2 separate regions of the Homo sapiens genome follow, and region 2 is linked to region 1. A link is an interaction called in ENCODE POLR2A ChIA-PET data of the cell type or tissue named here. Cell type or tissue: A673. All regions are shown on one strand. Links, peaks and the distances in the headings refer to the core of each region. The heading gives the core; the rest is flanking DNA.

Evidence for each region. ChIA-PET counts read pairs that join two places held together with the same protein. Peaks named below come from ENCODE experiments on the same cell type or tissue, not always from the same donor. Only the 100,000 strongest peaks of a DNase experiment are listed, where the experiment ranks them.
Region 2: POLR2A ChIA-PET joins it to region 1 with 5 read pairs; 2 of 35 experiments call an interaction of 5 or more read pairs at or near these places.

Annotation. Positions count from the first base shown.
Region 1 is chr1:1,390,360-1,403,704 of GRCh38, forward strand. MRPL20 (mitochondrial ribosomal protein L20) reads right to left here. Exons shown (of 4, transcript NM_017971.4): 4 at 11,550-11,897. The coding sequence ends at 11,724. MRPL20-AS1 (MRPL20 antisense RNA 1) reads left to right here and starts at 9,171. Exons shown (of 3, transcript NR_015434.1): 1 at 9,171-9,330; 2 at 9,799-9,944; 3 at 10,246-11,687. CCNL2 (cyclin L2) reads right to left here and starts at 8,976. Exons shown (of 11, transcript NM_030937.6): 1 at 8,660-8,976; 2 at 8,238-8,312; 3 at 7,874-7,983; 4 at 5,035-5,155; 5 at 3,037-3,101; 6 at 407-506; 7 at 100-204; 8 at 1-12. The coding sequence starts at 8,947. RefSeq lists enhancers at 2,603-3,103, 9,914-10,457 and silencers at 8,689-8,868, 8,939-9,178, 9,469-9,528. In A673, for the core only: CTCF peaks have their summits at 11,810 (motif pointing left) and 12,013; a DNase peak (open chromatin) is centred at 11,802; H3K27ac peaks cover 261 bases.
Region 2 is chr1:1,840,103-1,856,061 of GRCh38, forward strand. All of the region lies in intron 1 of GNB1 (G protein subunit beta 1), which reads right to left. Among named protein-coding and RNA genes, the nearest start is that of GNB1, 43 kb to the right of the region's middle. RefSeq lists enhancers at 1,420-1,479, 7,688-7,927, 10,994-11,494, 11,669-12,481. In A673, for the core only: no CTCF peak of the experiment used is centred there; a DNase peak (open chromatin) is centred at 7,219; H3K27ac peaks cover 2,099 bases.

The sequences.
Region 1 (13,345 bases), core at 10,734-13,233:
TGTGAGATCAACCTGCAAAAGCCAGAAGGTGTCCGTTCAGAACCAGGTGTTTCTGGCCAAACACAAACGCATACGTTACATGAAAAAATGCCGAAGAACCTTTTTCCGAGCATAAAGCTGCAAGATCTTTAAGCAGATTTCCTGAATTTCTTCTTCAGTTGCTCCAAACAAAAGAAACCAATGGGGACGATTGGGCAAAGGGATCTGTAAAAACAAACACTATCATCATTACACTTTCCTCAACTTCACGGCCAGCAAGACTCAGGACAATTAAAAAACAGCCTGTTGGTCACGAAAATGCTTTGGCCCAGATTAGAGTAATTTGAAGAATAACACAGTAAAGTTTACTGGAGGCTGGAGAAAAAAAAATCAGACTAGAATCTCTCCATAGTAGCAACACACTGACCTCCAGCGTCCGGGCAGCAAGATAAATGCAGGCACAGGCGATGCTCTCTGGCTGGAACCGCACGAAGACGTCGGTGCGAAGGCTGTCGTTCATGTAATTCCTGGAAGCCAAACACAGGAAGAACTGCAATGCCCCACCCGGGAACCCAGGTCTTCCGCCTGCATTATCTAGAGAAAATCTAGATAAACGTACTACTCCTCTAAGGAGTCTATTGCTAGGACTCAGAGCTAGACAGTCCTGTGAATCTCAAGAGTTAATGGAGAAATATTCTAGCTGCTTTTTCTAAATACAGTAAATACAGGACAGAAAGGCACAGAAATTATTAGAAAAAAAAAAAGCTGGCTGAATGTCAGACAATACGTGTTGCTATGAAAGAGAACCGACTTTAACTTTACTTTTCCCCTCAACCTTGGCCTGCTCTCATGCAAAGCACGATGCCTCAGAAAGAAAATGTCTACTGGAGTCACTAAAACGCTTTTGATTAAAGAAATCTAAATGCTCAAAATCCATAGTGCAGAGAAACATGCAAACTCAAATGAACTGGCTGAGCACAAAGCCGGTGTGGCTGCTGGGAGACAAGCCATCCTCTTGGGTTCCTCTTCCTCTTCCTCCAGGGCGCTGGCGGCAGGCCCCTTCTCTGCTGACCGAGCTGCAGCTTCCTTGAAGGAGTCCACTTGGAAGAGGGAAAAGCCCCTTGGGTGCAAGTTGGACGCGTGGGAGCATCGTGCGGAGGGAGACTCCGCACCCAAGGGCAGGCCTCTTCTCGGGCTCATCAGAGCCGCTGCCAACTGTCCCATTTCAACAAGGGGTCTTAAAATGAACATTCATAGAATCAGAAGCAACACAATACTGAGAAGCAACATGATACTGAGAAGCAACATAATACTGAACATTTCATCACAGTACATTCTTTAACTTTCATATTTAGAAGCTATAAACATACAAAAATTTACATTTTTTAAAAGTTAAAGCATTTAAAACCTGGCTACATTTTGAGCATTTCCTTTAGATCTCTAAGATTTAATAGACTAAAACCAGACCTTACACTAGCTTTATGAATACTGCAAAAACAGAAAGGGTGATTCCATGAGGACAGTTGAACTGGTTTTATATTTACTGCTCCTCACATACCCCAATAACGGGGAGCCTTGGAGTGGGGCTGCACCCGCAGACGAGGTGGGTTGTGAGGGAATCTGACCCATGACCTTCCAGCAATATCTCTGTCCTAAATAAACCTTGGAGAAGGTAACATACAAACCCACTCAAGAGATTTCTAAATGGGAAGTCCTACAGGTGCCTCTTGGAGACACCCGGCTCTGGAAGCAGCTCCAGGCATCACGGGGGAATCTGTGTGGCGGCCGTGTGGCCCCAGCCCCTGATGCAAGCGTGCCAGTGCACAGCTCTAACACAGATACATTCAACAATCAGTAACCTTTCGGTGTCTAATCAACAACTGTCAGTATTCAAGTAGTGATATTAATCCACGAACTTAAAATTCTTAAAAACAAATGAAATCTTGAGAACATATAAACTTATTGCTGTATTTGAAGTGATACAATATTTTTCAAAGTATCCATGAAATAATTTAAAGATGCACACCTTTTACCAGAGCGTGTCATGCAAAGCTGCTCAAAAGAGCAACTTCAGGGCTTCTAGAAATCATGACATAACCCCACACTGACACAGCCAATTTGTCTCTTCAATTCTCACAGCTTTCCATAGCATTTTTTTTTAAGAGAAAGGTACTGCATCTTTATCATACAGGTACAGCAGTTTTAAAGGGACAAAATTCAAGTCAAGACAGTTACCAACTCTAATCAATACGATTACCAAAGCACGACAGAGGATTAACAAGAAGCACAATCGTCAGAGAACCACAGCAGGAGTCGGCCATGGCTATGCTATGTGCGTACCACCAGTCTAGAGCCAGCCTTCGGTGGAGAGCCTGCACTGGATTGGCTGAAGATGCCGCTGTCCCTGCACCAAAGCGCTTGGACAGCAGAGGAGAAGTCTTAGTCACTTACCCTCAGAGGCTACCCTTTGATTGAAAGAGTACAGAAAAGAAAAGTCAAAATAGGTTCTCTATTAAACATGTCATAGCACCAGACAATTCAGTCAGCAAAAATATGACCCTTACAGACTTAACTCCATGGGAAAAAATTCACCAGAATCCCCAGAATCCCCCAAATACTACATTGCACTTTAGGGTTCCTTTCTAGCACATGCATTGCTAAAATCGGCCCCAGAACCTTCTCTGCCCCTCTCCCATGGGATGCAATGTCAGTGGAGAAACAGACCAAGTCTGCACTAGCCTGTCCCTCCACCCTCCCCAGGAAAAGGTCCCCCTGCGCCAAGTCAACAGCTCCCAGAGGAAGCCCACTGACTGCTCTCTTCAGGGTGGGGGACACAGGAAGTCCAGGCTTGCAGGGAGGGGACGGGCCACCTACCGTGACTGCCAGTGCCCATTTTGGGAGTCTGATTGGAATTTATACAGCAGGAGCACTGGGCACTCGGACAACTCCAGCCCACAACCAAGTCACTGGGCTGCCTACCCACTGCCCAAGTGCCTCAAGTCAACACATTCCTGCACTGCCCTTGCTGGTCTCATAAAACAAGGAAGCTCAACTCACCATGAGGTCTGGACCAGGTGTTGGTTACGCTCACACTCTAACACCTGAAGGTACATAACGATTATCTGGAAGATACGGGTCAGGCAGTTATTACCAAGAACCTTAAGAGCCCAGAATTCAGATCTTGTGGGTGTCCATGCAGCAAACAAGAGCCTCAAGCTAGATCCCAGGAGTGGCTCCTGGCCACACGTCTGGCGGACGGCTCAGCTGGAGGGAGCTTTGCGATTGCACCTGCTGTCTGCCTTGGCAGCCAGGCAGGACGCATGCCCGTGAGCCCAGCCACACAACCCACGGCACAGGCCTCGTTCTTCATGGGGCTGGTTTCATTCTAGTCTTCAATGCCTTTCCACCAGTGAGGTTGGCCTGTCCTACACGTCTCTGTATCCCAGTTAACAACTCACCAAAACACAATATGAACATACTTTCAGCAAACAGAGAAGAACACTTCAGGCCAGGCACACTGGCTCATGCCTATAATCCCAGCACTTTGGGAGGCTGAGGCGGGCAGATCACCTGAGGTCAGGAGTTCGAGAACAGCCTGACCAATATGGAGAAACCCAGTCTCTACTAAAAATACAAAATTAGTCAGGCATGGTGGTGCACGCCTGTAATCCCAGGTACTCAGGAGGCTGAGGCAGGAGAATCGCTTGAAACCAGGAGGCGGAGGCTGCATGAGCTGAGGTTGCGCCATTGCACTCCAGCCTGGACAACAGAGCGAGATTCCGTCTCCAAAAAAAAAAAAAAAGCACTTCAATCTGTGGTGGGCAATTTGTGGATAATTTGAACAGATGGCAGAAAGCCGAACAAGCAGATGAGGAAACCCACCAATAAAAAGGAGATGGAACCAAAGATGGAAACAATTTTTTGGGAAAACAAGTGCTTTGTTTCCATGTGACACAGAAGGCACCCACAACGCTGGGAGTGAGGGACCGTGTCACGGCCATGGTCCTCAGTCAGTACATGCCGCAAAACTCGCCAGTCATTTCAGACTAAAGGGGCCAGAATTCCCCTAATTTCTCCATAAGAGAAAGTAAAGCTATCACTAAAGCAAATGTAGAAAATTAACTGTTGAGGCTGGGTGCAGTGGCTCACACTTGTAATCCCAGAACTTTGGGAGGCCGAGGCAGGTGCATCACCTGAGATCAGGAGTTTGAGACCAGCCCGGCCAACATGACGAAACCCCATCTCTACTAAAGATACAAAAATTACCCAGGTGTGGTGGCGCATGCCTGTAATCCCAGCTACTTGGGAGGCTGAGGCACAAGAATCACTTGAACCTGGGAGGCAGAGGTTGCAGTGAGCCAAGATTGCACCACTGCACTCCAGCCTGCATGACAGAGTAAGACTCCGTCTCAAGAAAAAAAAAAAAAAAAAAAAAAAAGGCCAGGCACAGTGGCTTATGCCTGTAATCCCAGCACTTTGGGAGGCCAAGGTGGGAGGATCACGAGGGCAAGAGATGAAGACCATTCTGGCCAACATGGTGAAACCCCGTCTCTACTAAAAATACAAAAATCAGCTCGGCGTGGTGGCACGTGCCTGTAGTGCCAGCTACTCAGGAGGCTGAGGCAGGAGAATGGCTTGAAGCCGGGAGGTGGAGGTTGTGCCTCCACTGCCACTGCCACCATGCCACTGCACTCCAGCCTGGCGATAGAGCGAAACTCCATCTCAAAAAAAAAGAAAACAAAAAAAAATTAACTGTAGAGAAAGGAAAACATAAACTAAAATTCAACATTTATAAACTCACCACTATTTTTGAAAGCCCAAACTTAAATAATACCATTTCCAAAACACTTAAAAATGTGTTACTAAAATAAACAGCTGACACTAGAAGACGAATACGTCAGGAACTATTCTTGAGATTATAAATAGAAACTGGAAAGCCAAGTCAGGGATGCACTCAGTCCTCTTCAGAGCCTTCAACTGCACTGAGGTGGAGAGAGGCGGCCAGGCAGGAGCAGCGGCCTAGGCGGGCTCGCAGGGCAGGAGCCGCACACCCACCTTATGAGGATGCTTCACATGGACGCAGAAACCCAACTCTTTGAGAACTCGTCTTTCCGCCTTTATAATTTGGTTCTTTAAATTAACATAATCTTGATCCAGTAGTAGAGGCACGGGCTTCCTGCCAGAGAGAGAGCACAGGGTCTGCACCACAGTCAAGCAGAGCAAGGCTTCTGAGATCCCGTCGTTACCTCCAACTATGAGCACCTAACACAAACCCCACAACACAACATCGCTATGAAGTCCACATCCTCTGATGAACAAAACTGCACACCGCTCCCCACAGCCCAGTGCCAACCTCCTCATCCCTTCCCAACGATCCCTCCCTGCTTTTCCTTATAGATCAACAGCTTCTGGTGCACAAGCATAGACCGAACATAGCAAGTTTTAGGATCTCGTGGCACAAATGCTAAAGCACTTTATGTGACTCACGATAGGAAGGTACATATTCACAGTTCAATAACCACAGAACCAATGAAAGCACAATTATTTAAATACAGATGGGCCAGGTGCAGTGGCTCTGCCTGTAATCCCAGCACTTTGGGAGGCGAGGCAGGCAGACTGCCTGAGCTCAGGAGTTCAAGACCAGTCTGACCAACATGGTGAAACCCTGTCTCTACTAAAAAAATGCAAAAATTAGCCGGGCGTGGTGGCGGGTGCTTGTAATCCCAGCTACTCAGGAGGCTGAGGCAGGAGATTCACTTGAACCCAGGAGGCGGAGGTTTCAGTGAGCCGAGATCGCATCACTGCACTCCAGCCTGGGTGACACGGTGAGACACAGTGAGAGTCCGTCTCAGAAAAAAAAAAAAAAAAAAAGGGCTGGGTGCAGTGGCTCACACCTGTAACCCCAGCACTTTGGGAGGCCGATGAGGCCATGTTTTTTCTTTTTTTGAGATGGAGTCTCACTCTGTTGCCCAGGCTGGAGTGCAGTGGCGCGCTCTTGGCTCACTATAACCTCCACCTCCCAGGTTCAAGCAATTCTCCTGCCTCAGCCTCCCAAGTAGCTGGTATTACAGGCATGCACCACCACGACCAGCTAATTTTATATTTGTAGTAGAGATGGGGTTTCTACATGTTGGTCAGGCTGGTCTCGAACTCCCGACCTCAGATGATCCACCCGCCTTGGCCTCCCAAAGTGCTGGGACTATAGGCGTGAGCCACTGCGCTCGGCAAGGCTGTTTTTTTTTTTTTTTTTTTTTTTTTTGAGACAGAGTTTCACTTTTGTTGCCCAGGCTGGAGTGCAATGGCACAATCTCAGCTCACTGCACCTCTAACTCCCCGGTTCCAGCGATTCTCCTGCCTCACCCTCCCGAATAGCTGGGATTACAGGCACCCGCAACCACACCCGGCTAATTTTTTTTTTATTTTTTTTTGAGACGGAGTCTTGCTCTGTCGCCCAGGCTGGAGTGCAGTGGCCCGATCTCAGCTCACTGCAAGCTCCACCTCCCGGGTTCACGCCATTCTCCTGCCTCAGCCTCCCAAGTAGCTGGGACCACAGGCACCCGCCACCACGCCTGGCTAACTTTTTTGTATTTTTAGTAGACGGGGTTTCACCGTGTTAGCCAGGATGGTCTCGATCTCCTGACCTCGTGATCCACCCGCCTCGGCCTCCCAAAGTGCTGGGATTACAGGCGTGAGCCACTGCACCTGGCCAATTTTTGTGTTCTTAATAGGGACAGGGTTTCACCATATTGGTTAGGCTGGTCTCGAACTCCTGACCTTAGGTGATCCACCTGCCTAGGCCTCCCAACGTGCTGGGATTACAGGCCAGCCCGGCCAGAGGCTGTGTTTTCTAAAGGACTTCAATTAACTTCAGGTGCATAAACCCTGGGCTAAGGTCAGAGGCAGCGGTTCTCTGCTGGAGAAATTTTACTATTCCAGGGCCATGAAGCAACATCAACAGACTTTCGTTTTTTTTGGAAACAGGGCCTCACCCTGTTGTCCAGGCTGGAGTGCAGTGGTGACATCACAGCTCACTGCAGCCTCAATCTCCTGGCCTCAAGCAAACCTCCTTTTTCAGTCTCCCAAGTGCTGAGATGACAGGTGTGAGCTCCCACATCTGGTATGAGAGAATTTCTGGCTGTCACATCTAAGGTGGGGTACTCCTGTCATCCAGTGAGTCGAGACCAGGGATGTTGCTGAATCCTGCAGCACACAGGAGAATCCCCTACAACTAAAGATTACCCAGCCAGATGCGGTGGCTGAAATCTGTAATCCCAGTGCTTTGGGAGGCTAAGGCCAGCAAATCCTTGGAGCCCAGGAATTTGAGACCAGCCTGGGCAACACAGCATGACCCCATCTTTACCAAATAAAAAATAAAAATTAGCTGGCATGGTTGGCGTGCTCCTATAGTCCCAGCTACTCAGGAGGCTGAGGCAGGAGAAACTCTTGAGCCTAGGAGGTTGAGGCTGTAGTGAGCCATGATCATACCACCGCACTCTGCCCTGGACAACAGGAAACCTGTCTCAGGAGGAAAAAAAAGATTATCCAGCCTGAATGTCAATAGTGCTGAGATTAAGATTCCCTGCTCCAGAGCACTCAGAAACTTGTGGGACAGAAGCAGCAGCAGGGCCGTGCACTGACATGGGTAAAGCAGGAAGCCAGCCCCAGCGCGACCCGCCACAGCGCACTGTCCTCACTGGAGCCCCTGCCCTTACTAAACCGCATCTACTGATGCCTCTGAGCAGGCTCTGTTGGTGGAGCTTGAGACTGCGCTCATGAATATCCCACAGGTTTAGAGCCTCAGGCCTGTATTGTGTTATACAAGCCTTACTGTAACTTAATCAGAAATAAAGAAAATAGGCATCTATGATAGACTAGACAGCTCTGACTGACTCACTTTTTGTCTCTCAGCTGTCGAAGGCGGTGAAACACATTGATGACGTCCCGTATGCGTCTTGGGGCCTCTTCTATCTTGGAAGCCAGGTGGACACAGGCCATTGACACATGCTGAAGCGGAAGCATTGCAACACGCCCATGTTTGTCCCCAGCCACGGCGTCCTGACGGCCGCCAAAGGCTTGAGGGCTATTCAGACCAAAAGGGAGGTGCACCCAGGGGAAAAAAAAAGTCAAGAAACAGAACCCTCCGGCACAGAGCTCAGACTGGGGGGCAAGTACTCACTCCCTTAGTAACCGGGCAAAGTAACAAACCGTTTTACCCTCAACATACTTCGCTGGGAATGAAGTGCAGGAGGAAGCCTTACCTCCATGGAGTGCTTCACGAAGGACTTGGTATAAAAGAACCGCTGGAACAACACCTGCCCGGTAGCCATGGCCACCTAGAGTAGAAGAAAGTTTCCGTATTTTCAAACGCACCATTCAAAGCCTTCGCGGCCGAAAGTCATCGAGTAACGTGGGACTCCCCACGCAGAACCAAACACTGAAACGCTTCCCACGTCCACAAAGGCTCTTCGCGTCCCGCCGTCTCGGGATCCAGCGCACTGGCGGGCGGGGAGGCCCCGGGTCAGGGGCATGGGCTGGCTAGGGAATGGCGCCGAGGCTGGGGTCGGGGCAGGGGCTGGGGTCGGGGTCTAGGCGGGGGCGGTGCGGGCCCGACTCGCCGCCAACAAAGGCGGCTGCCGCCCCAGCGGTTACCTGGGCCGGAGGCTCGCGGCCGCGCCCTCACCTGCGGCAGGCGGAGCAGGATACCGGCCGCCTGGATGAGCTCGCAGCCCACCACGCGGAGGTCGGTCTCTGTGTCGGTGTCGAGGCCGCTCGACATGGACGGCGTGAAACGGAGCTTGTCGTCAGGCAGGAGGCAGTTCTCCAAGGTGATGAGCACCCCGGAGTACAGCCTGTCCCCGATCAGCACCCCCTGCGACCCTGAGGGTGCGCCCCCAGATCCCGGGGCGCCGGCCGCTGCCGCGGGAGCTGCCGACCCTGCAGCACCAGCCGCCGCCGCCGCCGCCGCCATTTTGTGCCGCCGACTCCCCTTCGGCTTCTTCCCTCAGGGCGGCTCCTCGCGAAGCTCCACGGCCGCCACCGCCCCGCCCCGTCGCGTGCCATTGGTTCGGCCCGCGACCAGCGCGACGCCGCCTAGCCGCAATTGGCTACATAACCTGCCCGTCAGCAACGCGCCTAACGCCGACGCCGGAACCTGGCGCGGGTGGGGCGGGCTCGTTACCCAGGGGACTCCGCGGTGCCGGCCGACCCGGAAGCATGTCTGTCCCTAGCGGAGGCGCGGGTGCCGTGCTGAGAGCGCCTGCCTGTGCGCCCCGAGCGGGGCTGGGACTCTTCCAAGATGCCCACGTTCGCACAGAGACCCCGGATCGCGGAAGCTCGCGTCTCGAAAGGCCTGTGGGTCAAGGGGGGCCATCTCGGTGGGATCTGGGGCGGGACGACCCCCACTGCTGAACCCTGGGCGCGGGGCAGGGTCAGAGGCTCCGCTCGGCCTCCCCCTGGATGAGACGCGCATGCCCGGTGTCCCCCGGCCGCCGTCGGCGTCGTGTCTTCAGTCCTTATCGACTCCAGACTTTGGGGATGCGTATTAACGCCAGACTCCTGCAAAGTCTTGCCTTCAACACTCAGCCCCTGGGGAGAGACGGGTGGAGGGATGACTGGAAACGTGGCCTCGACGTCCCTACAGAGCCCCTCCAGCGTGGGGAGGCCTAAGTACCTCAAGGTTCAGGCCCACGGAAGGAGTCGGGGGAGCGAGGCCCGGTGATCTACGTGTGAAGGAGCTTGGACAGGACCTCACAAACGCCAGGGAGACGGCGAGGGGGTTCGTGCGTTTGTAACGTCTTGACATCGCTGATCCTCCCGCAGGCGGTCTCACGCCCTGCCCGTCCTGGGTTCACGGTTTTTCATCACCTGCGGCTGTCCTGCGATCGACCACAGCTGTGCAGGAGGGGCAGGAGGTATCTGTTGCTGCAGTTACCGGAACCTTTGCCAGGACTAGTACAGGACCACGGGTGAGGATGGTGGGGAAGCCTGCGTGGGGCAGGGAACGGTGAGGCAGGAAGAGGGAAGGGCAGCAGAGGCCTGAGTGGTTGCAGGTTCACACACTGAGCTGCCAGTAACTGCCCAGCTCAGACGGGCTCAAATTCAGAAGCCACCATTGCTCCTCACCCCCACCCCCAGGTCAGCTGTCCACTAGCTCTGCCATGACTTGATACTGCAGCTCAAACAGTGCCAACCAAAACCCACTCTCCTCACCGCCTGTTATGGGTAACACGGTATGGTTACAGCTTTACTCATGTCCTCTTTCCCCAGGCTGGTAGCTCAGGGATGTCTCGTCTGTGAGTTACAGCTGCACGCTCTCCAGGAAAGAAGGAATTTCCTCTTCTCTGGAAACCCCACCACACAGCTGGTTTCTCATTGGTGCTGCTTGCCCATTCCCTGAGCTGTGACTGCCAGAGGAGTGGGAGGTTGGTGGTGCCTCCAGCCCATCAGGGGCAGGCCCTGGGACCGCCTGGGAACAGGAGGACTATGGCACAAACCGAGTGAGTGATGGGAGCAACCCGCAGGGCTCTGCCACATCCCTGTCTTCCTTCACTGACATGAAACGCAGAAAAGGCAGCTTTGCCACAACACAGGAGCACGCACCGAATGTGGCCGCCCAGGGCTCTGTCCTTGACCCTGTTGTCCAGGACTGTTTACCAAGGGCTGACAGGCACTGAGTGCCCCGTGCACCTGGCCAGACACTGCACTCATGCAGCGGAAAGGACAGTGAACGAGACTTTGTCCCTGGCCTCCAAAGGCTTAGGGCGTAGTGGCTGTCATGAGGCACAGTGACAAGGGCCAGGAGGGGGACCTCTTAGGGGGCCATGCAGTGATGGAAGCCAGAAGGAATGAAGGCCTGCAGTGAGGATGGAGTGGTCGGCCTGAAGCCATCTCTAGCAAGTGGTCAGGACGCTGATTGTTCTGCGCAGGTTGGAGGTAGGTGGTGAGTCTGAGAAAGGGGCCGGAAAGACTCCCCAGCAACTGCTGGCAAAGGGTGAAGGGCACGTTCCCACAGGATTCAAGCCAGCTGCCTTTGGAGGGGAGACGGGCACTCAGTTTAGGCGCTCCTACAGCAGGGTCAGCAAGACAAGCAGGTTGCGGCAAGGGTCTGCGCACTGCTGTGTAAATGTAGGGGCATCGGGGGGCAGAAAGACCAGGGGAGAAGTGTGCATCACCCTTGGGGTTAAGGGACAGTTGTCTGCTAGGTGTTGCTTCCTGGAGATGGCTGAAAAGCCAGTCCAGTCTGCAGGGACCAGGCCACCACCCACCTGATGTGGGAGCATTTCCCCCAATCCCTGCTGGGCTGCTGAATCTGGGGGACATAGGGAAGCTGAGGCTGGTGTTCTGAGTAGTGGCAGAGCTGAGCCACAGGGCATGTCTGAGGTCAGCCCCGAGCAAAATGGAATAGGGACTCAGGGTGGGTCAGGTAACTGGAAAGCGGGCACTGTGCACGCAGCCCTTGAGGGGAGCCAGGGTGGGTGGGGATCCCCCACTGTGTGCAGAAGGCAGCAGCCTTGGAAGCAGGGTGTGCTCCTCGGTGTGGTCGCTCGATACCAGAAAATGACTCTAAAAACTGAAGAGTGTTTGAGTTTCATTCACACAAAACATGGACATCATCTGTGAGGCTCTGTCCCAGAGAGACAGGGCCATCCCTCATGTCTGTTATTGGGTTGTAGATAAACAAAAGTATAAATCAAACAAACTGCAAATTACTCTGTCTCTTTTCCTAATCAATACAGCAACAGTCCTCAGTGGTACTGCACCACTCTGGAAAAAATGCCTTCAGGTTCCTTCCCATCCCCCAAGGCAGCAGCAAATCCTTCGTGTCGCCTCCTACTGGCCAAGGCAGCCAAAGATTTGAAAGTCTTTGGCTCGTAGATGGCCAGATCCGCTAGGACTTTCCTGTTGAGCTCCACCTGGCACTGAAAAAAGAATGAATCAGAACCTGCTGTCAGTGTGAGACACACACTCCGGCTCCGCGTGGTTGCGGCGCTGGCTCAGGAAGAACCCAGCTGCACACTCGCCTGGGGGGAGGGAAGGCCTAGGAGAATCCTATCTGGGTGGCACAGCAGAGGACTTCCAGGCAGGATGCTGAAGGATAAATGTGGACACGGGTGAGGGAAGCACCTGTGGAATCTGCAGGGAGGCTGGACTCCAGTCCTGATGTCGGCCCGGGGAACCAAACACCTTGTTCAGGGTCCTTGGTCACCACCCTGACTGAGCTGACTGCTGGCCTAGGGTAACCCTTTAAGCCAACCTGGAAGTGCCTGCAAGAACCACAGAGGATTTCAGAAGCTAGTGAACAATGCCAGAGTTTAAGGAGTAGAAAAGGGGGGCCGTCTCTTTGAGCATTAAATTCAGCTACCAAGGCAGGGCACGGTGTCTCGCCTGTAATCCCAGCACTTTGGGAGGCCAAGGCAGGCAGGTCACCTGAGGTCGGAAGTTCGAGACTAGTCTGACCAACATGGAGAAACCCTGTCTGTACTAAAAAATACAAGAAAAAAAACCACAAGGCCAGGCGCGGTGGCTCATGCCTGTAATCTGAGCACTTTGGGAGGCTGAGGCAGGCGGATCACCAGGTCAGGAGATCAAGACCATCCTGGCTAACACGGTGAAACCCTGTCTCTACCAAAAATACAAAAAAATGAGCTGGGCATGGTGGTAGTCACCTGTAGTCTCAGCTACTCAGGAGGCTGAGGCAGGAGAATGGTGTGAACCCGGGAATTGGAGCTTTCAGTGAGCCAAGATCGCGCCACTTCACTCCAGCCTGAGCAACAGAGTGAGATTGTATCCAAAAAAAAAAAGGAACAAAAACACAAAATTCGGCTACCGAGGACAAAGTGGCCTACTACCTGTGACCTAACTGTACTACCTGTGACCTGTATGCTTTGTGCAAAGTCTGTCTCCTTTCTTTCTTTCTTTTTTTTGAAACAGAGTCTCACTGTGTCGCCCAAGCTGGAGTGCAGTGGTGCGATCTCAGCTCATTGCAAGCTCCACCTCCCAGGTTCATGCCATTCTCCTGCCTCAGCCTCACAAGTAGCTGGGACTACAGGTGCCCGCCACCGCACCTGGCTACTTTTTGTATTTTTAGTAGAGATGGTGTTTCACCATGTTAGCCAGGATGGTCTCGATCTCCTGACCTCGTGATCCACCCGCCTCAGCCTCACAAAGTGCTGGGATTACAGGCGTGAGCCACCGTGCCCGGCCAAGTATGTCTCCTTTCTTAACTACAGTTCCCTGAGTAAAATGGGAAAGTCAAACCTCCTAAGCCTACCCTGAAGATCTTTGTAAAGCACCAAAGAGTGCCTTCTGCAAAATACCCACCCCCTCAACCTTTTAGGAAAAACTTAATGTACACAAGCAGAGGGAC
Region 2 (15,959 bases), core at 6,037-8,536, 450 kb after region 1:
CTGTAACCCCAGCTACCTGGGAGGCAGAGGCAGGAGAATCACTTGAACCCAGAAGGTGGAGGTTGTAGTGAGTGGAGATCACGCCACTACACTTCAGCCTGGGTGATAGAGCAAGACACCGTCTCGAAAAGAAAAAAAAAAAAAAGCTAGGTACCGTGGCTCCTGCCTGTAATCCCAGCACTTTGGGAGACCAAGTTGGGCGGATCACAAGGTAAAGAGTTCGAGACCAGCCTGGCCAATATGGTGAAACCTCATCTCTACTAAAAATACAAAAAATTCGCCGAGCGTAGTGGCAGGCACCTGTAGTCCCAGCTACTCAGGAAGCTGAGGCAGGAGAATTGCTTGAACACAGGAGGCGGAGATTGCAGTGAGCCGAGATCGTGCCGCTGCACTCCAGCCTGGGTGACAGTGCGAGACTCTGTCTCAAAACACACACGCACACACACACACAGACACAACACTAATACAATTCAACAAATTCTGAAGATTAATTTAATCCAGACTTTGCCTGTTTGGCATGACAGTGGAGAGCATTTCATCTGAATCTCAAGGAAGCCACTAAATAACTACTTTGTGAGTCCTGGCAAGTCTATGTTGGGACACTTCCAATCCCTCCCTCTGTCCCTCTCCTGCTGACACGGTCCCATCCAGTGCCTGGCCCTGGTGCCCAGGAAGGTGGCTTGAATGGTGACAGAGATCACAAGAGAGGTTTCTGACTCCTCTTGACATACTTCTGGTGGAATGAAAATATGTCCAATTCTAGATTTCTTCTGATTTCAGAACATTTATTGTATTTTTTTTATTTTTGAGACAGCAGTCTCGCTCTGTCACCAGGCTGGAGTGCAGTGGTATCATCTCAGTTCACTGGAACCTCCGACTCACTGGTTCGAGTGATTCTCCTGCCTCAGCCTCTTGAGTAGCTGCGATTATAGGCACATGCCACCACTCCCAGCCAATTTTTATATTTTTAGTAGAGACGGGTTTTCACCATATTGGTCAGTATGGTCTCGATCTCCTGACCTCGTGATCTGCCCACCTCGGCCTCCCAAAGTGCTGGGATTACAGGCGTGAGCCACTGCACATGGCCACATTTATTAATTTTTTGAGACAGATTCTCACTCTGTCACCCTGGCTGGAGTGCAGTGGCATGATCTTGGCTCACTGCAACCTCTGCATCCCAGGTTCCAGCGATTTTCCTGCCTCAGCCTCCTGAGTAGCTGGGATTACAGGCACACGCCATGCCTTTTATTATTTATTAGTAGAGATGGGGTTTCACTATGTTGGCCAGGCTGGTCTCAAACTCCTGACCTCAGGTAATCCGCCTGTTTCAGCCTCCGAAAGTGTTGGGATTACAGGCCTGAGCCACTGAGCCTGGCCTGATTTCAGAACATTTAAAGATGCTTCTGTAATCGCTCCCTCAAATTAAACTATGTGAAAAGACCACTTGTGGAGGCTTCACAGGTCACCACCTGCCTATTAATTCAGTGTCTTGTGAGTCTGCAAACTCACATGCACACATCTAGTCTGGAGTCAGTAGATGAATCAACAAACTGAAATATCTCCCAGTTGAACTGTGAATTCTAATTCATTTACTTAAAGTAGTTTCGTTTTGCAATTATGCTGCTTATGTACAAGCAAGCACGTACTTTTCCGGCAGTAAAAATGAGTGTGGAAGGAAAACAGTTTGGCAGTTCCTCAAAAAATTAAACACAGAATTACCCCATAACCCAGCAATTCTACTCCTAGGTATATTCCCAAAAGAACTGAAAGCAGGGATTCAATGCATGTACACATTATGTTCTTAGCAGCAGTACTCAGCAGCCAGAAGGTGGAGACAGCCCAAATACCCACTGAGCATGAATGGATGAATAAAATGTGGTCTATCCAAACAATTGAATATTATTCAGCTATAAAGATAAAGGAGGCCGAGCGTGGTGGCTCACGCCTGTAATCCCAGCACTTTGGGAAGGTGAGGCGGGTGGATCACCTGAGGTCAGGAGTTCAAGACCAACCTGGCCACCTCGTCTCTATTAAAAATACAAAAATTGCCAGGCACGGTGGCTCACGCCTGTAATCCCAGCACTCTGGGAGGCCAAGGCGGGCAGATCACAAGGTCAGCAGATTGAGACCATCCTGGCTAACACGGTGAAACCCCATCTCTACTAAAAATACAAAAAATTAGCCGGGCATGGTGGCGGGCGTCTGTAGTCCCAGCTACTCTGGAGGCTGAGGCAGGAGAATGCCATGAACCCAGGAGGTAGGGCTTGCAGTGAGCCAAGGTTGCACCCCTGCACTCCAGCCTGGGCGGGGTGACAGAGTGAGACTCCATCTCAAAAAAAAAAAAAAAAGAAGTCCTGGTCCTGTCTCTGCTAGAACACAGACAAACCTCACAAATATGCTAAGTGACAGATGCCATACACAAAAAGCCACATATATACAACCCCATTTACATGAAATATCCGGAACACACAAATCCAAAGAGACAGAATGCAGTGGTTGCCAGGGGCTGCATGTGTCTGCGTGTGCATGCACATGTGTGTGCAGTGGACAATTATTTAATGGGTACAGGGTTTCCTTTTGAGGTGATGAAAATGTCATGGAATTAGCTAGAGACGGTGGTTGCAACACATTGTAAATGTACTAAACGGCACCGAATCATTCACTTTAAAATGGTTTATGTTATGTGAATTTCACCTCAGAAAAAAAGTTGGGTGTGAAAAGGCACACAGGAGTAAACAGTGAATGATGCAAACTACCCCAGACTTCAGGAAGCGAAGCCTCGCTCCGGGGCAGGGTCCTATGAGCATACCCGAAAAGTGCCACCAAATCAAGTTTCAAAGCATGGGTCTCAACCTCAGCACAATGAACATTTTAGGCAGGGGTGTGTGTGTGTCCCCAGGAGGATATCTGGCAGCATGCCAGTAGTGCTCCTTTCCCCAGCTGTAACAGCCACCTGGCATCCCGAGAGGCAATACTGACCCCAGTTGAGAACTCTTCAACTGTCACAATTATCTCAACCACTAAATATAAATCTTTTCAAGTACTTTCCAGATCAAGGGACAGGTAGGAAGAGAAATACTACTAAAAAAAATTATACATAATCTGCTCTATTTTATCATTATTAATTATTTTTTTGAGACAGGGTCACCCTCTGTCAGCCAGTCTGGAGTACAGTGGCACAATCATGGCTCACTGCAGCTTCGACTTCCTGGGCTAAGGTGATCCTCCTGCCTCAGCCTCCTGAGTAGCTGGGACCACAGGTGTGTGCCACCATGCCCAGCTAATTAAAAAATATATATATATTTGTAGACATGGGGTCTTGCCATACTGCGCAGGCTGGTCTTTAACTCCTGGGCTCAAACGATCCTTGCAGGTCGGCCTTCCACGGTGCTGGGATTGCAGGCACAAGGCACCGCACCCAGCTGCTCTATTTTAATGCCTAGATTGCCCTGTGGCTCAAATCATGACTCAAGATTGGAGTAAGGATGCTAAAAGTGCTATCAAATCACCTTAGCCTGGATTCACATGGAGAGTTGTCTGGACCCATTTCTGGCTAAAAACAAGATGACCCAAATGTATGCTCTTTTTCTGACTATCCAGCTCATAGAACCCCACACTAAGGACAGGACTACCAGTCCCACAATAATGTAACCCTAAACCAGTAGCACTACCCTTAAAGAACATCAGGAGCTGGGCTCGCACCTCCCAGTGCTTTGGGAGGCCGAGGCGGGTGGATCACCTGAGGTCATGAGTTCGAGACCAGCCTGGCCAACATGGTGAAACCCTCTCCACTAAAAATACAAAAATTACTGGCCGGGTGCGGTGGCTCATTCCTGTAATCCGAGCACTTTGGGAGGCCGAGGCGGGCGGATCACGAGGTCAGGAGATCGAGACCATCCTGGCTAACTCGATGAAACCCCGTCTCTACTAAAAATACAAAAAATTAGCTGGGCGTGGTGGCGGGTGCCTGTAGTCCCAGCTACTTGGGAGGGTGAGGCAGGAGAATGGCGTGACCTCGGGAGGCAGAGCTTGCAGTGAGCTGAGATTGCGTCACTGCACTCCAGCCTGGGTGACAGAGCAAGACTCCATCTCAAAAAAAAATTAAAATAAAATAAAAATAAATTTAAAAAATAAAAAAATTAGCCGGGCACGGTGGCATGCACCTGTAGTCCCAGCTACTTGAGAGGCTGAGGCAGGACAATCAATTGATCCTGAGACAGGGAGGTTGCAGTGAGCCAAGATTGCATCACTGCACTCCAGCCTCGATGGCAGAGTGAGACTCCGTCTCCAAAAAAAAAAAAAAGAAAAAGATGGGCACTTTTTCAAGGCTCTTGATAAAATCAACTGACTCTATACAGCTAATTTAGCAATATTAAATATTAATATGACTTCTTTGCACATATCCTAGTACTTATACTTTTATTTCAGCATTTTTCAAAATCTAGAAACTGAATCCTTGAGACATACCTAGAGAATTTCTCTACAAGCTGCATTAATATTTCTAATCAAGTACAGGTATACTTGTGGGGGATGATTTCTTCTCTATCAACATAATCCTAAGATGGGAAACACATAAGTGCACCACTGGTTATCTACAATTCTGAGATACCCAAACCAGAATAGGACACACGGCATTAGGCAGACTTTCTCACATTCAGGGTGAGCAGTCTTATGTTTACTACAAACTTTGGGGTATCTGATTAAAGCCTTGCCGTAAGTGTGGTGCACATGTAACATACTCACTGCATCTTTCTCAACCCTGAAAAAGTCTATATTCCGGAAAACATCCAGCCCCAAGAGTTTTGCCTAAAGGCCTGGGGGCTTGTAAGAAACAAAGTAAACTCCCTTCCAAATAATTCTTTAATTCAAAAACACACTGAACAACTAGAATGTGAAATAATACTGAACTTAATGACAACTCTGTATCATAATCTTCAACTATATATGATCATACTAATAAACAGGATAAAAACAAACTAGAAATGCCTTCTTTCAAACAAAAATTAGAGTTCAGTATCAATAAAAAGATAACAATACCTGTAAAACACAACCAACCAACCAAAAAAAGGTCTAAAGACATCACGTTAATTTAGAATACTCTAACTGTACAAACGTGGGGGTACATTCTAAGGGCAAATAGAGTTCTGAAATTTAAGCGTCATATTGGTGGCATAATAATGCTTAAAGTAGGCCGGGTGCGGTGGCTCACGCCTGTAATCCCAGCACTTTGGGAGGCCAAGGCGGGCGGATCACGAGGTCAGGAGATTGAGACCATCCTAGCTAACTCAGTGAAACCCCGTCTCTACTAAAAATACAAAAAATTAGCCAGGTGGGATGGCGGGCGCCTGTAGTCCCAGCTACTCAGGAGGCTGAGGCAGGAGAATGGCGTGAACCCAGGAGGCGGAGCTTGCAGTGAGCCGAGATCGTGCCACTGCACTCCAGCCTGGGTGACAGTGCGAGACTCCGTCTCAAAAAAAATAATAATAAAATAAAATAAAAATAATAATAATAATGCTTAAAATATTAATATGGATATGTATGCCAGAGCGAAATAAGCGAAGATATGGTTATTTGGGGAGCAAGGCTCACACTGGAGAAGGGAGGCACAACACGGACTATCTGAAAGCAAGGAATGGCCCCCTGGGGTTCAATCTGAATTTGGAGACAATGGAAATTCTCTATACATTTATTCCGCTGTAGAATCATTTGTGTGTAAGTCCATACACACACACACACACACACACACACACACACACACACACACACACACGTATATCTCCTATCTCTTGTCAACTGAAAGGTCTGGAAGCAACGACCTCTCCACACACAAAGCCCAAATCTTGGTTTTATAAAAACGGTTCCCTTTAAAAGGAGCTTCAGGGTTCCTCTGAGAAATCACTCCCTCAAGGTCTGGCACAGGAACCCTCTTGCTATGGCAGAAAGGAAGGGCTCCAAAACTAAAAAGAACATGTCAAAAACACACCAGCTTGAAGGAAGTCTGCTGGCCAAATTTAGGACAATCTGAGGGTCAACATGACGAACAATGGTAATGGAATATACCTTACTGGATCTAAAAAAAGAACACACAAGCACATGGTAACATATAAATTAAAAAAAAAAAGAGGAAAAGCGAAGCTCTTCTTTACAGAGGAATGCCAATACACATAGAAGGAGTAAGATTTAGCCGGGTGCAGTGGCTCATGTCTGTAATCTCAGCAGTTTGGGAGGCCAAGGCAGGCGGATCACCTAAGCTCAGGAGTTCGAAACCAGCCAGGCCAACGTGGTGAAACTCCATCTCTGCTAAAAACAAAAAAATTAGCCAGGCGTGGTGGCTGGCACCTGTAATCCCAGCTACTCGGGAGGCTGAGGCAGAAGGATCGCTTGAACCCAGGAGACGGAGGTTGCAGTGAGCAGAGATCATGCCACTGCACTCCAGGCTGTGAGACAAAGTGAGACTCCATCTCAAAATCAATCAATCAATCAATCAGAGTCTCACTGTCACCCAAGTGGGTGACAGCCTTGAACAGCTCACTGAAACCTTGAACTCCTAGGCACAGCCATCCTCTTGCCTCAGCCCCCTAAGTAGCAAGGATTCAGGCATGTGCCACACTGCACGTGACTAAATTTTTTGTTTCTTTATGGAGAGAGGGTCTCACTATGTGGCCCAGGCTGGTCTTCAACTCCTGGTCTCAAGCAATCCTCCTCCCTTGGCCTCCCAAAGTGCTCAGATTATAGGAATGAGCCACTGGTTCTAGCTGAAAGTGAAGGACTTAAAGCTAGAGAATTTAATGCCAGCAAAAGGGTGGCTTGATCAGTTTAGAAAGAGGGTTGGCTTAAAAAATGTTAAGATAACAGGAGAAGCAGTTTCTGCCAACCAAGAGGCACCAGGGTTCCCAGATGCCATGAAGAAAATCATTGAGGAAAAGAAAATCTTCCTGAATAGGTTTTTAATGCAGACAAAAGTGCCCTATTCTGGAAAAAACTGCCACAAAGGACACTTATTAGTAAGGAAGAAAAGTGAGCCCCAGCACTGAAGGCAGGCAGGGAGAGGCCAACTCTACTGCTTTGTGCAAATGCAGCCGGGTTTATGATCAGGACTGCTCTTATCTACAAAGCTGCTAACCCCTGAGCCTTGAAGGGGAAGAGATAAACACCAGTTGCCAGTCTCTTGGTTGTGGAACAAGACTGGGACAACAAAATCCCTTTTTCTGGACTGGTTCCATCGATGTTCTTTGTCTGCAGTCAGGAAGTACACTTTGCCAGTAAGGGATTGCCTTTTAAAGTTCTTTAGATATTGGACAAGGCCCCTGGCCACTCAGAACCCCATGAGTTCAATACTGACGGCAATGAAGTGGTCTACTTACCCCCAAACACAGCACCTCTCCTTCAGCCTCTAGATTAGGGGGTCATAAGGACCTTTAAGGCTCATAACACACAGTACTCTATGGAAAGAATTGTCAATGCTATGGAAGAGAATCCCAATAGACAGAACATTGTTTAAGTCTGGAAGGATTATCCTGCTGAAGATGCCAAGGTTGTTACAGAAAAAGCTGTGAAGGCCATGAGCCTGAAACAATCAACTCCTGCTGGAGAGGACGACGTCCAGATGCTGCGCCTGACCTCACAGGATTTACGAGAGCCAGACGAGGAAATCATGAAAAGACTGTGCATATGCTTTTAAAAGGGTAGGGGGGTGGGTAAGGACTTCAACATGTGGATCTTAGAGAAATTCAAGAGCTATTAGACACCACACCAGAGGAATTAACAGAACACACCTTGACAGATGTCAGTACTTCCAACGTGGTGCCAAACGATGAGAAAGAAGCAGTGCCAAAAACACGTGGACACTGGGCAATCTGGCAGAAGGTCCCCATTCCCCAAGACTGCACTTGACTTCTTTAGGACACAGAGCTTTTATGGCACAGGAACTAAAACTAAAGCATACAACAGAAGGTTGCTATCATACAGAAACTTTTTTAGAGAAATGAAAAAGCAGGCCGGGTGCGGTGGCTCAGGCCTGTACTCCCAGCACTTTGGGAGGCCAAAGCGGGCAGACCACGAGATCAGGTGTTCCAGACCACCCTGGCCAACACAGTGAAACTCTGTCTCTACTAAAAATAAAAAAAATTAGCCGGGCATGGTGGCGGGCGCCTGTAATCCCAGCTACTTGGGAGGCTGAAGCAGGAAAACCGCTTGAACCCAGGAGGCGGAGGCTGCAGTGAGCCAAGACTGAGCCATTGCACTCCAGCCCAGGCAAAAAAAAAAAAAAAAAGAAAAAGAAAAAATAAAACGAAAAAGAAAGAAGTCAGAAATTATGTATTTCAGTAAAGTTCCACCAAGTATGCCTGTCTCTCCTACCTCCCCTTCCACCACCTCCATCCAAGACAGCAAGACCAATCCCATCTCTTTCTCCTCCTCAGCCTCAACCTGAAAATGAGAAGGAAGACCTTTATGAGGGATCCACTTCCACTCATTAAATAGTAAATACATTTTTCTCTCCCTTATGATTTTCTTAATATTTTCTCTAGCTTGATCACAAAAATATATAATATATAAAACATAAAAACTGTCTTTTGACTGCTATCGGTAAGGCTTCCAGTCAATAGCAGGCTATTAGTAGTTCATGTTTTGGGAGTCAAGTGATAGAAGAATTTTGACTGCACAGCAGGTTAGCACTCCTAATCCCTGTGTTAAGGGTCACGATATTCCTTCCCTTTCACTCTTTGTAACACAACTGTCTAGCATTTTACTTCTACATGTTTTTTGAAGACTCCTTCTGGGTCTTTGTTCCCAGTTCCTCAGAAGGAGCTTCAAAAACTATTGGATGTTCCGGAGTGATAGGCATGTCTTTGTTATTCATGAGCCTCCATGTTTTTGCTGAGATGAGCTGACTCAAGATAGAGGCTGGTCACCAGAAAGACAAACCATGACATTAGACGGTTGGGGTTTGAAACCATTCTGACTGGGGTGGGAGAGGGGCTAGAGATTGTGCTCTATCAATTGTGCCCAAGTAACAAAGCCCCAATAAAAACTCTCAACACCAAGGCTCAGGGGAGCTTCCTGGTTAGAAGCTCATTGACCCCGATTTGTCAGGAGAGACTCCATGGGGAGAGGGCTTGGAGGATGTGTGCTTGAGACTCTGCTAGGCCTTGCTGTATATATCTCTTCATTTGCCTGGTCTGATTTATATTAAACTAGATATAGCACCAGAAGATAACTGCAGTGTGATGGGATACACTTCTGCCTGAAGAACTTCCTCCATCTCACAGGGCAGATCTACTGGCAACAAACCCCACAACTTTTGTCTGAGGAAGTCTTTTGTGGGACTAGGTCTCATTCTATCACCCAGGCTACAGTGCAGTGGCACAATCTTGGCTCACTGCAGCCTCAACCTCCCAGGCTCAAGCGATCCTCCCACTTCAGTCTCCTGAGTAGCTGAGACCACAGGCACCGCCAGAGCACCTGGATAATTTTTTTTTTGTAGAGATGAAGTCTCGCTATGTTGCCCAGGCTGCTCTCAAACTCCTGGGCTCAAGTGAGTCTGCCACTCAGTCTCCCAAAGTGCTGGGATTACAGGTATGACCCACCATGCCTGGCCTGTATGAAATACTTTTTTTCTGGCTACATTCAAAACTTTCTCTTTGACTTTCAGCAGTTTGACTATAATGTGCCTAGGTGTTGAGGGTTTTTTGTTTATATTTATGGTGCTTGGAGTCCTCTGAACTTCACAGACCTCTGGTTTGTTGTCTTTTACTAATGAAAAAATTCTCAACCATTAGCTCTTTGAATATTTCTTCTGCCCCGTTTTCTTCCTAGGGCTCCAATTATCTGTATATTTGACAGTTTGCTATAGTCTCACAACTACTCAACACTTTTTTTTTGTTTGAGATGGAGTCTCGCTCTGTACATAGGCTGAAGTACAATGGCACAATCTCAGCTCACTGCAATCTCCGCCTCCCAGGTTCAAGTGATTGTCCTGCCTCAGCCTGAGTAGCTGGGATTACAGGTGCCCGCCACCACACCCAGCTAATTTTTTTTTTTTTTCCAGATGGAGTTTCTCTCTTGTTGCCCAGGCTGGAGTGCAATGGCGGGATCTTGGCTCACCACAACCTCCGCCTCCCAGGTTCAAGCGATTCTCCTGCCTCAACCTCTCGAGTAGCTGGGATTCCAGGCATGTGCCATCACACCCTGCTAATTTTTTTTATTTTTAGTAGAGACGGGGTTTCTCCATGTTGGTCAGGCTGGTCTCGAACTCCCGACCTCAGGTGATCTGCCCACCTCGGCCTCCCCAAAGTGCTGGGATTACAAGGGTGAGCCACCGCGCCCAGCCTAAATGCTATTTTTGTTCTGGTTTATTTTCTTCTGCTTGTTTCATTTTGGATTTCTATTGACCTATCTTCAGTTTCACTGATTCTTTCCTATCTGCTGACAAACTCACTGAGAAAATTATTCATCTATAATGTTTTTAAAGAATCTCTAACATTTCAATTTAACTTTTTCTAGAGTTTCTGCCTCCTGAAATTCTCGATCTTTTCACATATAATGCATGCTGTATACCTTTCTCACTCAATCTTTTACCACATCCATCACAGTCATTTAAAGTCTCTGGCAGTTCCAATATCTGGGTCATCTCTAAGTTGGCTTCCATTTATTTCTCTCTTAACAAGAAATCGCTTTTTTGTGTATCTCATAATTTTTTATTGAATTATCAGATGATATTCAATAAAACCAGAATTGGGTACACCTCTTTGTCTGAGCCACTACTGTGTGGGGATGAGGGGTTAATTCAATCTAGTCTTCAGTTGGGTTTGGATTTTATAATCCTCAGGGGAAGGCTGCCTTCAACTTCGTGGCACCATGTATTTTTCTCAAAAACATACTGGCCGGCCAGGCGCGGTGGCTTACGCCTGTAATCCCAGCACTTTGGGAGGCCAAGGCGGGCGGATCACAAGGTCAGGAGTTTGAGACCAGCCTGACCAAGATGGTGAAACCCCGTCTCTACTAAAAATACAAAAATTAGCAAGGCGCCAGGCGCGGAGGCTCATGCCTGCAATTCCCAGCACTTTGGGAGGCCGAGACGTGTGGATCACCTGAGGTCGGGAGTTTGAGACCAGCCTGACCAACATGGAGAAACCATATCTCTACTAAAAATACAAAATTAGCCAGGCGTGGTGGTGCATGCCTGTAATTCCAGCTACTCGGGAGGCTGAGGCAGGAGAATCGCTTGAACCCGGGAGGCGGAGGTTGCAGTGAGCCGAGATTGCACCATTGCACTCCAGCCTGGGCAACAAGAGTAAAACTCCATCTCAAAGAAAAAAAAAAAAAAAAATTAGCAGGGCATGGTGGCACACACCTGTAATCCCAGCTACTCAGGAGGCTGAGGCAGGAGAATCGCTTGAACCTGGGATACCACTGCACTCCAGCCTGGGCGACACAGCAAGACTGTGTCTCAAAAATTAACTAATTAATTAAATTTAATTTAAAAAAATATTGGCCAAAGAGGAAACCTCACTACTCACACCTAGAGGAGGACAGAACAAATGCAGAAAAGCAAGCCATACAACTTCACATGAAGATGCAAACAGTCTTGCAGGCTACCATGAGGACAAGCCTTTACTTTATTTTGGCAGTAGACTGAATGTCTGTTAAACAGGCATTCGGCCGGGCACAGCGGCTCACGCCTATAATCCCAGCACTTTGGGAGGCTGAGGTGGGTGGATCACTTGAGGTCAGGAGTTTGAGACCAGCCTGACCAACACGGAGAAACCCCATGTCTACTAAAAATACGAAATCAGCCGGGCATGGTAGCGCATGCTTGTAATCCCAGCTACTCGGGAGGCTGAGGCAGGAGAAATGCTTGAACCCAGGAGGCAGAGATTGCGGTGAGCCAAGATAGCGCCATTGCACTCCAGCCTGGGCAACAAGAGCGAAACTCCGTCTCAAAAAAAATAAATAAAGAGACATTCACTTTACTGGAAAAAAAAAAATCAACATATTGTGGTTGAATATATAAAAAGAGATGCCAAACGTTAGGAGCCAGGCGTGGTGGCTCACGCCTGTAATACCAGGGGGCGATCACTTGAGGCCAGGAGTTTCAGACCAGCCTAGGCAACATAGCAAGATCCTGCCTCTCAAATTTTTTTTGAGACGGCATCTTGCTCTGTCGCCCAGGCTGGAATGCAGTGGCGCCATCTCGGCTCACTGCAAGCTCCGCCTCCCGGGTTCACACCATTCTCCTGCCTCAGCCTCCCAAGTAGCTGGGACTATAGACGCCCGCCACCACGCCTGGCTAATTTTTTTTGTATTTTTAGTAGAGACGGTGTTTCACGATGTTAGCCAGGATGGTCTCGATCTCCTGACCTCGCGACCCGCCCGCCTCAGTCTCCCAAAGTGCTAGGATTACAGGCTCGAGCCACGGCGCCCGGCCTCAAAATATTTTTTAAAAAAATTGGCATGGTGGTGCATACCTGTAGTCCTAGCTACTCCAGAGGCTAAGACAGGAGGACTGGTTGAGCCCAGGAGTTGAAGGCAGCAGCGAGCCACTGTATGTCAGCCTGGGCAACAGTGAGACTCTGTCTCTTAAGAAAAAAAAAAAAAAGTGAATGTCTTGTGTGCCTTGCTATGCACACAGGTTCTCAGCCCCTGAGTGGAGTGCAACTTACGGGCCTACCCTACACTCAGGAGCCAGCAACAGCCCCTCATCCTGCTCTCACCAACCCAGCTCCACATCTGCCACACCCAGTCACGCCCCCTTCTGAACCCTCAACTGGTTCTTTTGTGGTTCTTCTCTCAAGTCGAGGATCCACTCCTTATTCCCTTTCCCTGAATGTACCCCAGTTCCTAGAAAGCTCTACGCACTGCAGCGCTCTGAGGGTTCAATCCTTTCAGATTCCACCAGTGTAAAGCAAGCCTCAGCACCCCTTTCCTTTCCAAACCTGCTGGCAGTCCCTCCCAGCTCTCCTGCAGCACAGACTCAAGCCTCCCTTCCATCCCTTTCCCCTCCTGCCCCTGTGCTCCACTCCCACTGCTTCAGCCTCTTGATGGCTTACCATCTTTGCCTGGCCCGTTACTAATCTGTGTCTCTATCCCACCTCTTTTCCACTTCAATCCATCTTAACAGCACTGCCTGATTTATCTTTCTGAAGGACAGCTCTGACATGCGACTCCTCCGCTCAGAAGTCTTCAAATACTCCTCCTACGGAAAAAATCAAACTTTTTAGCCTGGCCTAATTTAAAGCTCTTACTGACTGTATTCCCAGGTACTCCTCCCCAGGGAGTCAAGTAAGCCTAGAAAGGGCCAAACACATGGGCACGAACACCCCAGACAACTTTGGTGGTCTCTGCCGAACTCTGACCACTAGTCTCTTAAAGAGAAATCCTAGAAACATGAACATATTTTTGCCTCAAAGAATGAGAGCCAATTTTTAAAGGTAAAATATCTCCCCACCAAGCAAGAAAAAAGACATGCTTCCAAAACTTAGCTTATTTCCTGCAAAACCCACAAAATATAGAAAGTACCCTGAGTTGGAAATGTTTTTATAACCCATATTCTAAATCATCTGTGATTTAGAAAGAGAACTGGAAACAGGAATAATAGAAACTATGTCTTCAGGCTATTTAGAATGACACAGTGCTCTATAAACCTCAGCTAATGTCTAGGTTTGTTAGGCGGTCACTGTGAGAAAAGCATTTTGTGAGCCTACTCTGGTGCCAGGCACCAGTTTAGGTCAGAGTAAAGTAAGCACAAATATTTACTTGGGAGTCTGAGTACATATATAGTCATATTATATAACAACATGAAAATAGGATAGAAGTGTCAATTGTTGATAAAACATTTAACAATAAAGTGGCCTCAATATCTGGGTTCGTATTTGTATGGCTTCATTCACTCACTCAACAACGACCTGCCCATCTCCAATCATGTGCCAGGCACCACAGCTCAGGGGAGTCCGTAGGAAACAAGACACAGCACTTGCTGTTCTAGAACTTGCTTGTTGGTCGAGGAAGGCATTAAGCGAACAGTGCAAGTCTTTATTTTGATACATCAACTGCTATCCATTGCTAAGGAAACATAAAACTACGTAAGAAGGGGAAACAGGTGAGATGGGGAGGTCTCTCTTAGAAGGTGGCCAGAGAAGGCCACTCTGGTGTGGAGAAATCTGAGCGGGGTCCCAAGGACAGGGTGAACAGGTATAAAGAGTCCCTGAGATTCTGACTTATTCCTACTAGTCAAGATTTCTTACCTGCTGAAACACTGACAAAGCCTGCCACTTCTACCTCTGAATGTGAGAGACAAATTAACTTTATTGTCTCCATCCTGGAATGTTCAGTCCAACTGCTATCCTTCTCTTAAATTAAACTCTGACAGTACAAAAAAGCTCAGTCATAAAAAAAAGGTAGAGGAAGGGGACCACAATGAAGCAGCAGATACACAGCAAGAGGGACTCACTACAAAACCTGTTTTAAGGAAGACAGATACATCTCCTGTTAGTCCCAGACATTCCTTCCTAAGTAAGTTTTTAAGCTGGGCGCATTGGCTCATGCCTGTAATCCCACCTACTAGCGAGGCTGAGGAAGGAGGATTGCTTAAGCCCAGGAGTTGGAGGCCAGACTGGATAATATAGTAAGACGTCATGTCTTTAAAAAATTAAAAAGTGCAGTGGCTCACACCCGTAATCCCCGCACTTTGGGAAGCCGAGGTGGATGGATCACCTGAAGCCAGGAGTTCAAGATCAGCCTGGCCAACATGGTGAAACCCCATCTCTACTAAAAATACATCCGGGCGTGGTGGCTCACGCCTGTAATCCCAGCACTTTGGGAGTCCAAGGCAGGTGGATCACGAGGTCAGGAGTTCAAGACCAGCCTGGCCAAGATGGTGAAACCCCGTCTCTACTAAAAATACAAAAATTAGCCAGGCGCAGTGGCAGTCACCTGTAATCCCAGCTACTTGGGAGGCTGAGGCAGGAGAATCGCTTGAACCCTGGAGGCAAAGGTTACAGTGGGCCGAGATAGCTCCACTGCACTCCAGCCTGGGCAACAGAGCAAGACCGTATCTCAAAAAAAAAAAAAACAGCTGAGTGTGGTGGTGGATACCTGTAATCCCAGTTACTTGGGAGGCTGAGGCAAGAGAATCACTTGAACCGGGGAGGTGGAAGCTGCAGTGAGCTGAGATCGCCCCCACTGCACTCCAGCCTGGGTGACACAGCAAGACACTGTGTCAAAAAAAAAAAAAAAGAAAAGAAAAGAAGAAAAAAGAACCCAAATTCCATCCAAGTTAACCAGCAATGACTTAAAAAGCAAGCAAAACAATAACTCCCGGCCGGGCGCGGTGGCTCACGCCTGTAATCCCAGCACTTTGGGAGGCCGAGGCGGGCGGATCACAAGGTCAGGAGATCAAGACCATCCTGGCTAACACAGTGAAACCCCATCTCTACTAAAAATACAAAAAATTAGCAGGGCGAGGTGGCAGGCGCCTGTAGTCCCAGCTACTCGGGAGGCTGAGGCGGGAGAATGGCTGGCATGAACCCCGGGGGGCGGAGCCTGCAGTGAGCCGAGATCGCGCCACTGCACTCCAGCCTGGGTGACAGCGAGACTCCGTCTCAAAAAAAAAACAAAAAAAAACTCCCATAAAAGGAAAAAACACTAAGTCACTGTTTTCCAGTGAGGAAAGTACATCAGAGTAACCTGGGGAAAGAGAGACACCTGGTGTTTGCTTCTTTGGCTATTTCAAAGAGGAGGAGGCAATAGTGTCTACAGAACTAGATGCTATGACCTTCTTAACCTAAGAGTGAAGTTGACAGCACTGATCTGGGGAAGGTGATAAGCAGGGAGCTCAGGGCAGGGCCCTCTACCTTTTCACCACTGTGTTCTCAGGACTCATGGCGTAAAGCAGCCTCCCAAATTTTTTTAATCAATGGACTTTCTTCTTCTTCTTTAAGAGATGGCGATCTTGCTCTGTG